Regions from separate parts of the Homo sapiens genome. Here all the other regions are linked to region 2. The links are chromatin contacts, found by Hi-C or POLR2A ChIA-PET in ENCODE. All regions are on one chromosome and are shown on one strand. Each heading gives the region's core, a stretch centred on a gene start or an enhancer-like site at or near the end of the contact. The rest is flanking DNA. Distances are from core to core; before and after follow the strand shown.

The links. Hi-C counts contacts between places; a loop is a spot of excess contacts on that map. ChIA-PET counts read pairs that join two places held with the same protein, here RNA polymerase II (POLR2A). Pooled maps may share reads with other maps.
Region 1: a pooled map shows a loop between it and region 2 (8-fold over the local background). The contact joins the promoter of LUNAR1 here to the enhancer-like site in region 2. A Hi-C loop is called at or near these places in 2 of 37 single-sample maps with no recorded cell type and 8 of 50 pooled maps.
Region 3: a loop to region 2 is called in a pooled map, with 2.9 times the contacts of the local background. The contact joins two enhancer-like sites. A Hi-C loop is called at or near these places in 1 of 168 maps with a recorded cell type or tissue (GM12878), 10 of 37 single-sample maps with no recorded cell type and 6 of 50 pooled maps. POLR2A ChIA-PET finds 5 or more read pairs at or near these places in 3 of 52 experiments (HEK293, activated CD8-positive, alpha-beta memory T cell and activated T-cell).

Annotation. Positions count from the first base shown.
Region 1 is chr15:99,013,420-99,017,660 of GRCh38, reverse strand. It overlaps LUNAR1 (leukemia-associated non-coding IGF1R activator RNA 1), which reads right to left and starts at 2,957. Exons shown (of 4, transcript NR_126487.1): 1 at 2,848-2,957. RefSeq lists enhancers at 1,769-1,898, 1,608-2,383, 2,749-2,848 and silencers at 2,089-2,148, 2,219-2,288, 2,509-2,588.
Region 2 is chr15:98,776,958-98,781,722 of GRCh38, reverse strand. All of the region lies in intron 2 of IGF1R (insulin like growth factor 1 receptor), which reads right to left. It overlaps LOC124903560 (a long non-coding RNA gene), which reads left to right. Exons shown (of 2, transcript XR_007064772.1): 1 at 1-4,765. Among named protein-coding and RNA genes, the nearest start is that of MIR4714, 5.1 kb to the left of the region's middle. RefSeq lists enhancers at 3,613-4,519, 4,520-4,765. Within about 2 kb of position 1,947, at least 14 of the 41 ENCODE cell types and tissues checked have a DNase peak (open chromatin) inside an H3K27ac peak, as active enhancers do.
Region 3 is chr15:98,944,678-98,948,892 of GRCh38, reverse strand. It overlaps IGF1R (insulin like growth factor 1 receptor), which reads right to left. Exons shown (of 21, transcript NM_000875.5): 20 at 185-319. Among named protein-coding and RNA genes, the nearest start is that of PGPEP1L, 61 kb to the left of the region's middle. Within about 2 kb of position 2,097, at least 11 of the 41 ENCODE cell types and tissues checked have a DNase peak (open chromatin) inside an H3K27ac peak, as active enhancers do.

The sequences.
Region 1 (4,241 bases), core at 1,708-4,207, 230 kb before region 2:
GCCACGGGCCTGGCGGTCGGTTCTTATGCACACAGTCTCATCTAATCCTTACAAGGCAGGTTAAGTTCTTATAGATGTTGGAAGGCCAAGGTAAAGGATGAGGGTGGTAACAGAATCGGGCTGTGTCTTTCTTTTTTCTTTCCACTGCACTCCAAGCTGAAATGACAGCAACAGATGGTCTGGTGGAACCTAAGAAGGTCTGCAGCATCGGGGAAATTAAAAACACATACACACTCTGAGAAATCCAGAGACAGAGAGAGAGAGAGACAGACAGACAGAGAGACAGAGAGAGCATATGCATGTGTGTGGCCCTGGGGCAGGTCAAGAACTGAATTATTTGGGGTACTTCCAAAGCCTCTTCAGACAGCACGCCTGCCTCCTGGAAACCAGACACACCAACAGTGAGGAGCCCTATACAGACAGCACAGCTCCCAGGGGATGTCGTGCGCCTTTCGCTGTGTTTCAGCACTAGAGCGCCGCGGGACCTGGGATACAGCCTTACCGGAAAGCCTAATTCTTAGTTTCCTGCTTCCTTGCTACAGGAAATCAGATTCCCAAGTAGACATGATTTGCTCAAGCTCTTTTTGGAAAGAGGCTACCAAAGTTCAGGCAATGGTTCAGCTATGTAAAACTCCAGTCCATTAGGACGTAGCACATGTTGAAATGATTAATGTGCAACTGCTGTGTGTCATCTTGGCCATCAGTAACCATCAAAGCCACAGCAAAAGTTGAAATAAATACAGGAAAATCCTTTAACTGTTTTAAGCCAACTATACTTTTCCAGCAGATGAAATTACCATTACTTTTCCCATTAAAATGCAAGGAGACTGGGTAGAGTAAGACAGATCTCTAAAGCAATCCTTGGAAGGAACCCTCTGACTCATGAAATCACTCACAGGCCTAGGGGCAGGGAGGAGCTTCTGGGAGCACCTCGGTGTAATACTGCTCTACAATAAGCCCCTAAGTGGGCAGAATCTCCTCTATTTTGTAGATGAGGAAGATGAGATTCAAAGAGCAAATCACTTTTTTTCCTCGTCCTAGTTCTCCAACATGTAAACTGGAAACAGTACTTGCCATCCACAACCGTGAAACCCAACTTTCTAGAAAGAAGCATAGAGAAAACAATCAAAAAAGAAATAGTATCTCCCCTTCCAAAACGAAAGACAAAAAACCTTTCTCGGCCGAGCATGGTGGCTCAGGCCCATAATCCCAGCACTTTGCGAGGCCTAGGCGGGCGGATCACTTGAGGTCAGGAGTTCGAAACCAGCCTGGCCAACAAGGTGAAACCCCGTTTCGACTAAAAATACAAAAATTAGCCGGGCATGGTGACGGGCGCCTGTAGAAGCAGCTACTCGAGGGGCTCAGGCAGGAGAATTGCTTCAACCCGGGAGGGGGTGGGGGCGGGGCGGAGGTTTCAGTGAGATGAGATTGCGCCTTTGCACTCCAGCCTGGGTGACAGAGACTCTGTCTCAAAACAAACACACAAATAAACAAAAAACCCTTTCTCAATCTCTAGGCCAACTAAAACGTCCACGAAAAATGTAACTAATCCATACAATTGGCTAATCGCTACCTTCCCTCCTTAACTCGCCTAAAATCAGCAGAAAAGCAACTCTAAGTCACAGCTTTTAGAGCAAGTCATAAAAGAGCGTAAATCGCCTCTAAAGTTGCCTTCCAAGAAAAGGTAGAGGAGCCTTTATGAGATTTTTTGTTCCCTACCGAGACGTGTGGCGGGAGAAAGTGGCCAGTCTGCGGCTGAGCTGCTGCTGGGGAGGGCGGGCCACCTGCGGCCAGGGCGCCTAACGGGTCGGACTGGACGTGTAGGGGCCGGAACAGCCGGTCACCGCGCCCTCCTTCCCTCGGGAAACGGGTCTCATTCTCACACCCGGCCCCGCCACATGTCCCCACAAGGAGAAGGGAAGGGGCAGGAGGTAAAGAGGCACTTTCTCAGCATCCAAGGGCGCTACTCTTGCTCCTATCCGAGCACCTCAGGGGCTGGTGGGCTTTGGGGTGTTTTGTTTCACGTGCTTTCAGATTCAGAAGGTGCACCCGCTCTGCCTGGTTTTCTGGAGATAGGGCCAAGCATGGCACCCCCTGGGGCCCGGGAAGCGACAGGCTCGGGGACGCGCGCGCTCCAGGGCCAGAAATGGCACGAAGCCCGGGCTCCGGCGACCCCGACCCGCTCCACCTCTGCGCCCCCGACCACAGCCGAGGCGTCCCGGCGCAGGGAAGGTGGCGGGGGCGGAAGGGGCGCTGGCAGTAACCCGAGCGGCCGTAAAGAATTCTCCCCCACTGTGCGGTTCCCATTTCACAGACAAGACAGCGGAGACCCTGGGAAGGCAGGGACTTCCCCACGCTCCCGCGCCTGGGAAGCAAGCCCGGGTCAGTCCCGGCGCCCGGTGTCCCCGGGGGACCTCCGAGAGAAGCCGTGACCGAGGCCGGGCGCCGAGGCCGGGGCGCGCGTGGAGTTGATGCTGGCAGTGCCTCTTCCGGCTCCCCCGAGCATTTCCTCCCCCTTCTTCCCGGGAGGGACTTAAACGCTCCCGAGGGTGAGTGCGGGGGCCCCGCCGGCCCCGCACTCGACGTCCAGGCCCCCCGCTCGCCGGTCCGCCGCTGCAGTTCAGTCCCGAGGCAACAACAGGTGCGCGGCTCGCCGCACCCCGGCGCCGGCTCCGGGGAAAGTTTCCCTGGCCGCCGCGCGCTGTTTACGGGATCCTGTTGCAGCGCGCGGGCCCGGGGCTTTCCGGCAGGTCGAGCCATTGAAACCCGAGACGCGGGGAGGAGCTGTCGCTGCGCTCCGGGAGGAACGAGGGCGGCCCTGGGCCTGGCCAGAGCGGCTCCCCTTACCTGTGACTCAACAGGCGGCCTCAGCCTCCATCCTCGGGCTAGGCTGGCGCCGCGCCCCGCCCCGGAGGCTGTCCCTGTGCCCCTGGCGTCCTCCTCCCTCTCCCATTCCTCCCCAGGGGCTGCCCCCGTTCCCCGCTCCCCGGCCCCTTCCCCTCCCCCAGGGTCACCACCCAACAGTCTTCCCAGCTACCAACCCCTGGCTCCCCAGAGAGTTTGCAAAGATTGTGGGCTCCACCTTCCCACCTGATTCGCCACCCCAGGAGAATTTACTATTTCTCTTTCATTTGTGGGGAGAAGACACCGTTAACGCCCCCACCCCCCGCTCACACGCCCACCCTCGCCGGTGCCCCGGGCCTGAACGCGGCACATGTCAACCCCCTCCCACGCCCCTTCACACTTCTATTATTTCTGTTTCTTTGGACAAGAATCATTTGCGTTAACCTTTTTTGAAAACGTTCAAGTTTCACTCCAGTAAGCTTCCTAGAAGGAAGGAGGAGGTGAGGGAGGAGAGAGAAGGAAGAGGAGGAGGAGGAGGCTTTGGCTGCAGCGGCGGCGGGGGCGGCTTTTGAGGAGGCTGCGGCGGAGGCGGTTTTGGCGACTTTGGCGGCGAAAATTTAGACAGTTGAAAAATAGGCCAAAGCACACTGAACCTGCAGGACATCCCGTAATCTTTTCTGCCCATTTCAAAGTCTTTCCCTGTCCTCACCCAACTATTACAGGCCGCTTTTGCTGAAACCTGACAATGTCATTTAGTAAATGTTCAGCTAGTATTCATTTGAAATAGAAATAACCAACAGCAGGTAATTTCTTCTTGGCCTGTTTCTGCGTGTTATCCAAGGGGAGGTGGAATACAGTGGTGGTTTTAAAATGCCAGCAGCCTAGGAACCCAAAGGCCTCAGCAGCCTGGCACCTCCCCACCCCCCTGCGGCTCTTAGGGGCCGAAAGATTGAGGGTCGTGATCAACTCAGTATACCACTGGAGGCCACGTGAGTAAGCAGCAAACTGTTTCTCATGAGAGCAGGGTGTTGGCAAACTGACAACCTGTGTCTGCCGCCCAGAAGGACTGCTGAGGGCAGTCACCACCCAGGTGCAAGTGTTTAGGATTAGACACAACTGAAGCCTGTTAGTAATGAGAACTTGTGATAATCAAACAGCTGACCAGTCTTAGGGCCTCCTCCCTGCTCATTCTCCCAATGAATGCGAAGGGCTGTGGAAGCTCGGGGGGCTGCCTTCGCTCACTAGAAGCAGGGAGCTCCCTTCTTCCCGGTTTCCCCTTCCTTTAAAACAGATTTCTTTAATCATTTCTACGTTTGTCCTTTCGTTCAGTCCTGTAATGACGGTCTCAAGTAGTAACAATAACTGTCGTAGTGACGGTCTCAAGTAGTAACGGTAAT
Region 2 (4,765 bases), core at 698-3,197:
AAATAAGAGGTACAAAATATGCAAGGTAGATAAAGTTCTAAGTAGTTTACATATTTGCCCTATCTTGTTTATACTATTTACCAAAAAAGGCTAAATGTTATTAACTCATTATTTCTATTCAAAAAGCATTTGATAAATAGCAGAAATTCAGTCAAGTACTTACTACTTTACAAAAAGCTCAGGTAAATAAATATAAATGGAAAACTGAGAAACTAGGTTCCACTATAAGCAGAGTCTTCACCAGCTATGGGTAGCTCTAATGGAACAGTAAAATCTTCTAATGGATTTAAATACGATCTGATGTGCGACATTAGTAATTTAATTTGGAGGGACATTTATTTCTAGCAAAAGTGATCAGGCAAGTCCCTTCTACACCCTAAAACCCATTTCTTTTTTGCCCCCAATTTTAAACCTGCCTCACTATTAAAGCTTCAAGACAAACTCTACAATCATTTTATCAAGCTCCAAACAAGCTGCAGAAGTACTAAAATTGTTTTTAAATTATAAATCAATTTGGGAAGAAGTGACATTGATAATATTCCAGTTTCTCACCTAGAGAAAATGGCATTTCGCTTCATTTAAATCTCTTTTTCTTTATTTTGAAACAGGGTCTCGCTCTGTCATCCAGGCTGGAGTACAGCGGCACAAATGTGGCTCACTGTAGTCTTGACCTCCTGGGCTCAAGTAGTCCTCCCACCTCAGCCTCCTGAGAAGTGGACATGACAATTGTATGCCACGACTCCCGGCTAAATTTTGTTTTGTTTTGTTTTTTAAGAGACAAAGCTTGCCATGTTGCCCAGGCTGGTAAATCTTCTTTTCTACATTGTTCAGTAAGATTGTGTAGATTTTCTGTAAATACATCCTACAAGTTTCCTATTAGAATTACTTCTTGTTATCTGGATTGTTTAATTAAAAAGAAATGCAGTTTTATTACTTCCAAAAACATTAAGCAATTCACTTATCTATCTAAACCGTAAGGAGATCCTTAAGGAGATAGACTGCCTAAAGTGAATAGTGAGGCATGATTTATAATTAGTATGTTAATTTCATCTGTAAATAGGAAACTATAAAACTTTTCAAGGTAGTTTAAAAAATTCCATCAAGTAGATAACATATTCACCTTACAATTTTATTTACTCTCTCTCTCTTTTTTTTTTTTTTTTTTTTTTTTTTGAGACAGAGTTTCATTCTTTTTGCCCAAGCTGGAGTGCAATGATGCAATCTTGGCTCTCCACAACCTCCACCTCCCGGGTTCAAGCGATTCTCCTGCCTCAGCCTCCTGAGTAGCTGGGATTACAGGCATGCGCCACCACTGTGGCTAATTTTGTATTTTTAGTAGAGATGAGGTTTCTCCATGTTTGTCAGGCTGGTCTTGAACTCTCAACCTCAGGTGATCCACCCGCCTCAGCCTCCCAAAGTACTGGGATTACAGATGTGAGCCACCACACCCGGCCTACTCTGTTAATTTAAACAACTATTAAATGAGACAATACACTGCAAAGCACTTAGAAAAGTGCCTGACACAGGAATAAGTTTTCTTTTTTCTTTTTTTATTTTATTTATTTTTTTATTATACTTTAAGTTTTCAATAAATGCGAATGTTTGTTATTACATAAATTTAAAAAAAAAAAATAGCCACCTGGCTCCATTCTTGGCCACAAACTCTGAAGAGGTGGAGTTAAAGTGTGTGAGGTATGTCGGATAACCTCCCATGCAAGTCACTACCACAGCTGACATCCCGGAGCCAGAGAACTTGATGAATGTCTTCAATGGTCACAGCTGAAAAGGGAACTAACTCCAGGTCCCCAGGCTGACTTGCCCTCCGAGCCTGGAGGGCAAACTCTGCTAATTAACTCTCTTTGCTTGGGTTCGCCTCTGTCATCTTCACCCCTGTGCCAACAGGCTATCTCCACAGATAGCCTGCTCTCGTGTGCCCTCTACTGGAGGGCTGTGGTTCCAGAGTTGCTCCAGCCTCGGACTCGGCTCCCCGCAGACGGAATGTCCTCCTCCAGGGAGAGGCTCGAGTCAAGTGCTAATGTGTTGTCAACCTCTGACTCCAGAGAAGCGGATTATATGATTTAATGATAGTTCCGCATCAGAAAAGATTTTGAAACGTGTAGCTCAAAACAGTAAAATTTCACAGTGATTATCTGAAACTGAAGTAGTCCAAACCGCTGACGGTGTAACCTGAGCAACTTGTTTTAACTCCTCTGAGGCTGTTTCCTCATCTGTACGGTGGGAATAGCAGTACTTACCTAACCAGGCTGAGGATTAAATGAATTAGTATCTGTAAAGTGCTTAGAATGGTACATAGCACAGAGCAGTGTTCTTAAATATTTCTTGAAAAAATTAATAAAGGAGAAGCCTACCTTAAACCTTCAGAGAAAATCTGAAGTCGAAATTTTTAAAAGCTAAATTTTAGAATCAATTGCATTTTAAAGTCATCATGAAACATGAGGTTGCTGCTACACAGTCACTTGTGCTGGATTATATAACAGGTGAAAACTTATTCTCTTGGGAATTTCCAGAACTCTGTGGCACAGCCAAAATACACCGACCTTGAATACATTGTTCTGGAACAAAGTGGATGTACTGAACACTGAATTGATGTTACTACTTCGTACCAAGCACACAGCACTGAATGCTCTCACGCTCAATTATCTGACAGTGATGCTAGTAAGAATAAAACATAATTTTTAATCTTATTTAAAATGTATTATGCACTCCCAGAGTACTTACAAGAAACTACTCTTCTGCTTTTCATGGATATCTATTCATAAGAAGAAAGACAGCTGGTTTTGGGGCTGGTGGTGGGTTTTTCCATTGTTTTCAAAAGACAGAGAGCTATGCATATGCTGACTTCCAAAGAGGCTATCATCAGTCACCGGAAATCCACAGAAAAGGTCACTGCCAGAGATCTGCCATGTGTGATCCACCCACTCTCACTTCAAGGCCACTAGCACCACTACCAGGCTGACACAAGGCCCCTGGGAAGGTGGCCCAGTGCAGGACAGACACAAAAGGGACCACAGTCAAGGAGCAGCCTTACTTTCTCACCTCACCCAAGATAGAGAGCTATGGGCCAAGGGAGGGGAAATCAGGATATGGCCACCCAGGCCAGGGCTGCCCCCACTCCTCAACCCTGCTCCCCTGGAGAAAGACCGTACTCTTATCAAGGGCCCTGTGGGTGACAAAGAGCTAGAGAGCCACTGTGACCACTGGGTTTCTGCACCATTTGGCTAATGAAAACCATGACCCTCTCTGGGTCTCAGTCTTCTCATCTGTGAAGTGGAAGGATAGGCAAAATGACATGAATAACAGAATGAGTGACTATAACCCAAGCCCACAGCTTAGTGTCAAGGATTGTGAGAACGAAGCAAAAGGCATCAAGCACTCTGAATTGTTCAAATAATGAAGATGATGCCCACAAAGACAGATAGAACATGCCTCAAAGCTTCTCAGTTTTCCTACGACTAAGATAACCAGTCACCATGTGGCATGACTCCGAGGACCACGTACAGGCTTTGCATCTTCTGTGAAGGCTTCAGTTGCCCTTGGGGATACATCGCCGTTCTGTCCACCAACACTCTCTCATGTTCTCAGGACATAATTACCTATTTCTGTTCTATCCTCACCCCCTAAAAGATTAGTCTAGAACCTGTTCTTATTAAGCTCTGCATTGTCATTGCTGAACACTCTGTCATGCAGTAGGTGCTCAATAAATATCTAACCCCCGTACACACATCAAAAACAAAAGAGCATCTATGGGTCTTTATACTGTAAGGTTTTACTTTCTTCTCCCCTACTTCCCTACTATTGGTCCCTCCATCTAGACCTTACGATCTGCAGTGGTCTACATTTGGGACCCTTACAGTAAACGTGTGCCACTTCTCTGAAAAGTCATGCAGCTGCTCCCAGCTCCGTCTCTGCATGACCAGGCAAGTGAGTGCAGACCTCATCTTACATCTGTGTGGTTCTCTTTTCTGCAGGCTGAAATGCTGCTCTCCCCATCAACTGTGAGGATGCACTTGCTGCCCTCTTGCCCACCAAGGTATGGGGCCTGGAGAGCTACGTTTGTGTCTGCTCTGACTTTGGACAGCCCCCACAGGGGTCATTCCCCGGCAGCTCATTCCATCACTGAGATGTGCTGAGATCCCAGAGCCGCCTGCACCCTTGAGGTTCCTCTTCGGTCATCATTCCTTGCTTGGACTTCTTTAGACGTCTAGAGACTTCCGAGGTCGGTGAGCAGACTGTGTCCTTAACCAGCATTTTGTTTCTCAGGGCCTCCCCGGGCCCCTCACCACCTCCCTCTCAGACTCCCAAACCCTGGAACTGAATTCAAGGCAACCTTCTTCCCTCTTTGAAAGGTTTAACAAACAGCGTCTCAACTTTAACCTTGGCAAGTACATTAACCAAGTTCCAGGTCACATGAATTAACGGATGGCCCACTTAAAACAAACCACACTGAGTAGCTACGAGGAATGTCTCCACTGCGGCAAGTGCAAAATCCAAGTGAAGGCCCTGATCAGCAAATTGAGCGTGCTTCAGGACACCCGCCCCTCCTGCCTGGCCCCCTGCCGCTGCAGCAACACATGTGAACTGACACGGTATCTGAGCACACCCCGGGAAACAGACCGCAGCCCTCCCTGGCGCCCAGTGATTACAGGCCAAGGCTGAAAGCAGCAACAAGAACCAAGAAACAAAGCCTTCTGTGAAACCAGAAACCACACAAGGTCACAAAAACAGCAAGAACTTGTAAATCCTG
Region 3 (4,215 bases), core at 848-3,347, 170 kb before region 2:
GGAAAAGCACAGGTCGACCAACCCACTCAGCTCCTTCCACAAGGACAAACCTCTTAGCCACGCCTGGCAAGGGAGGCGCAGGACCAGAGAGAATGGCTTTAATCTCCTAATCTCCTGTGACCCAAGAAAACAGGTATTTGAGAAGAGAACTCAGAAGAGCACGGAGGGCCCAGGAAGTACGTACAGCATGTCAGGACAGTTGTCTGGCTTGTCCAGAAGGCCGCCCTCCATGACGAAGCGAAGGACTTGCTCGTTGGACAAGCCCTGGTAGGGCTGCTCGGCCAGTGTGGCGATCTCCCAGAGGACGACCCCGAAGGACCTACAGGGAGAAAAAAACTGTGAGGAGCTTGGAAAGGGATGGACTGAACAATGCTGCCCCCTCCTTTCCAGCACTTCTTACATCCCGAGCAGATAAACTGTCCTTACTATGGTGACAGTGCTTGTCAGACAGCGAGCCAGGCCCTGGGCTAAGTGCGGGATATCATCCTCCCTCTGTTGCTGCTAATGTTCCCCGTAAACTAAATTCAGCCCCGGTGGTGGAGCTAAGGAAGGTGGTGAGGGCGCTTCCGGCATCCCTTGCACGGTCAGGAAGCCCCTGATCTGTGCTTTGAACGCAGAGCATACTGGGTTCAGCATCTACCTAGTCCCGGCCATTTATCTGGCAAGGCGGTATCACCTAACCTGGCTTTGACCCAAAAAGAATGACATTCTTGTCCAAGCCCCAGCCTGGACATTGACTTAGTAGCCTCAAATGAGGCCTGGGACAGTCAAGCTTTACCAAGCTCCTCAGGTGATTTTTACAATCAGACAATTTTGGAAACCTCTACCCAGGTGGTTCTCACTGCCGGCTGCACAGGAGAATCTCCTGGGGAGGTTTTTAAACAGAGGGCTGGGCACCCAATAGAAACTCTGATTTGATTGGTCTGGGGTGAGGGCCTGGGACCTGGAATGTTTAGAAGATCTATAGGGATCTTGAGGTCCAGTTGGGCCAAGGGAGAAGAGAACTCCTGCTGCTCCCCCACCCACAACAGAGCTGGGGAGCTGCTGGCCTGCAGGGCCTCTGTGTCACAGGTGGGGGGACCAGGGTGGGCTGCACTGGCTGGGAGGGGGTATCATGGACAAAGAATCCTTAAGCAGAGAAGTTGGCTGAGGAATAACTTTGTAGTGAGCAATTCTGCCATATGCATGCAGCTTTGCCAGTTTAGAAGATCAAACCACTGGAAAACAAAACAGAGAGTACACACACAACTTTCAGACAGAATGTTAAAAAAGACAATGCTGGAATCTGCAAAACAAATGTGCCCTCCCAGGGCAAATTCCGTAATTCACAAATTCTCCCTGACCTGTGTGCCTTTCCATGTGGTTCACTTTGGTGGAGTAAAATAGGCTACTCATCACCAAGTAGGGGCGGGAGCAGGGTGGGGAGCAGGGATTCTAGCTGGACCTGTCCTGGGCTGCAGGTGCTGGTCAAGCCACATGGAAAAACCTGGGGCAGGAGATTTCCAACCAAGAGCTCTTGGGACCTTGACCTTGTGCCCAAGCCCACAGTGCTCCTGACTGTATGAGAACGTTTTATTCGCTGCTTCAGCTACTTTCGGTGAATCAAAGATTTTTGTACAAATTGATACTAAAAGTAGATGTTAGACAGAAATAGAATCTTAGCAATCAGAGGACAGACCAACCCAAGGTCCTTTTTAATTACAAGTGACCAAGAAATGCTGTCGTCTTCATGTTGTACAAGACACCCAGAGGCCAAAAGTGCAGTTTAGAGAGGCCTGGGCCCAGGGGAGAAGGGGCTCTCCATCAGCTTTGTGCGGGAAGCTCTGCCTTCCACAACCAGCCCAGCCATACAGGCAGCATGCCTCAGATGCCAGTGGCAGTAGTACCCACACATCTGAAATGCAGCTTGGTACAAGAAATGACTAGCTCTCCAACAACAAAAAATTAAAAATAAAATAAGAAGAAATGACTAGCTCTCTGCTTTTGCTGACTGCAGGCTGGTCTGGGAAATGGCCTGAGGATGTGGCTCCCTCCCAGACCCACTTCTCCTCTTGCCCCACGTGCCCTTCCTGGCTGTGTCAGCGGCTTGCAGGCAGCCAGTTCTCACGGCACGGCTCCCACCCTGGCCCTCCCGGCCCAACTGCTCCATTCCAAGTTCCCAGTTACTGGGCTACCCACAAACTCACTGCGTCTCACACTGAACTCCGATTTGTGCCCTGTTCTTCCCCCGGCTTCCCTGCAGCTGATGCCCATTCCACCCGAGCAGTCTGCCTGCTGTCACCCATGCCCTTGGCCTCCTCGGAGTCCCACTGCGAACTGTCCACCCAGGCTCACATCTGTCCAAGGTCTGGCACCCTCCTTCCGTCCCTCAGAGCTCCCTGAGTGTGCAGGATCCTGCTTGCCTGGCCCACCACCACCTCTCCTTTGGTTACAACATCTTGCTCAATGCAGCTGTATACTCCGGCTAACAAGAACTTCAAGCACAGCTCTAATCACCCTCTGGTTCAGAAACCTTAACAGGGCTTAAAGAATTAGTCCAGGATGCCTAATACAACAGCTGAGGCCTGTCTTGATCTCTCTGCAGCCTAAGTCCCACGAGGAAACCTCACCAACCCCACCTGCAGCAGGTGCTCCCTACTGCCATGCCTGCCCAGCATTCCCACTGCCAGGAACCCCCCACCCCTGCCCCGCCCCGCCCCGCTTCCTAGTGCTCTTTTTGTGACAATCCATACTTAGGGTGCCTACACAACTTCATCTCTTCTGTGAAGAAGATGATGCAACCCCAAACTGTCAGAATTGCCTCCTCTTCTCCACAAGACTTTATCCTTCCAGGACCAGGACGACGACGACGCTGTCATCGTCGTCATCGTCATCATCGTCATCATCATCATCCCCGCATCTTCCACACCCCCAAGAGCCTTACCATCACCCACAGGCAACGATACAGGAGGTAGCAGACCTAGCTCTCCACAAACGCTTGTCGAGGTGAACTGCAAAGCCTATCTCCTGAGCAACTCTTGTCTGAGGTCAACATCACCTGCCACTGAGGACCACTGAGTGCTAGAGTCAGTCGTCCTTCACAGCTTAATGTGACAACTGCAAGGTGTGGACACTGAACCATCTCTACACAATACCAGTTGCCACAGGAGCCATTTCAACATCTATTCAGGTACCGCAGACTTCTCGAGACAGACCTTGCCTTACAGATGGAGCAACCGAAGGCCAGAGAAGCTCTGAGGTTTAACCAAGGCCACACAGCCAGTCAGAAGCACCGAGAAATATGCAACACCTCTGTGTTTTTCAAAGCCGGTATTTTACTATGTGGTGTTGGCTCTTCATGACTTCATATAAAATCAAGTCTTCCATTTCATGGACAGATTTAATCTTCAAACAGTAGATACATGTCTCTGTGTAAAGCCCTTTCTAATTAGGAACCTTGACGTTGTTTCCCCAGGGGGAAGACCGGCGGCTGTGAGTCCCCCTGCAATGCCCGTGCTGGCTGGAGGCAGCATTCAGTAACTATACTTCCCCACACCAGGAGGGGATGGTAGCAATGGCCCACTCACCAGCAAATTAAAACCTACAGAGAAATCCACATTCCCCACAGATGGTAATTAGTCATGAAAGAAGCAAATAACCTTGGCTATTTGTGACTATTTGGAAAGCTTCTTAATAAAAAATAAAGATTATGTGTTGGGTGATCCAGATGCTCGGGAAGAAGCACAGCTCTAGGCTGTGGGGTGCAGCTCCCCAGTCCTTCGTCTGGTTTCCTCCATGCCTAGAGGGCACCCTTGTCATTTCAGAGGGACATGGTGCTACAGGGAGCTGCAGGGAGAGCAGCCACAGTGCCCAAGGGCCTGGGAATGAAGTCCTGGAAGACAGCAGGAAACTTGGAGGTGTTCTGGCTAGAACAGACACACCTCTTCGATGACTCCTAGACCTATCTTATCAAGAACAGAGCAAGGTATGCAATTGTGCTACAGAGAGAAGGTCCAATGGGTGTCACACAGAGGCTGACGTAGCAGAACACGAAAGATTTGCTAAGAGCAAGGATGTCTAAAGCATGAGGCTGGCCTGCCTTTGTGAGGCAGTGAACATGGAGTCCCTGGAAGGAAACCTCTTAGCAGAAGCTCAACCAGCAGCTGTCAAAGATCTGCAGGTGCACTGGGGACTGGGCCTGACTGCAGGGATACATCCCAAATCCTAAAATTCTGG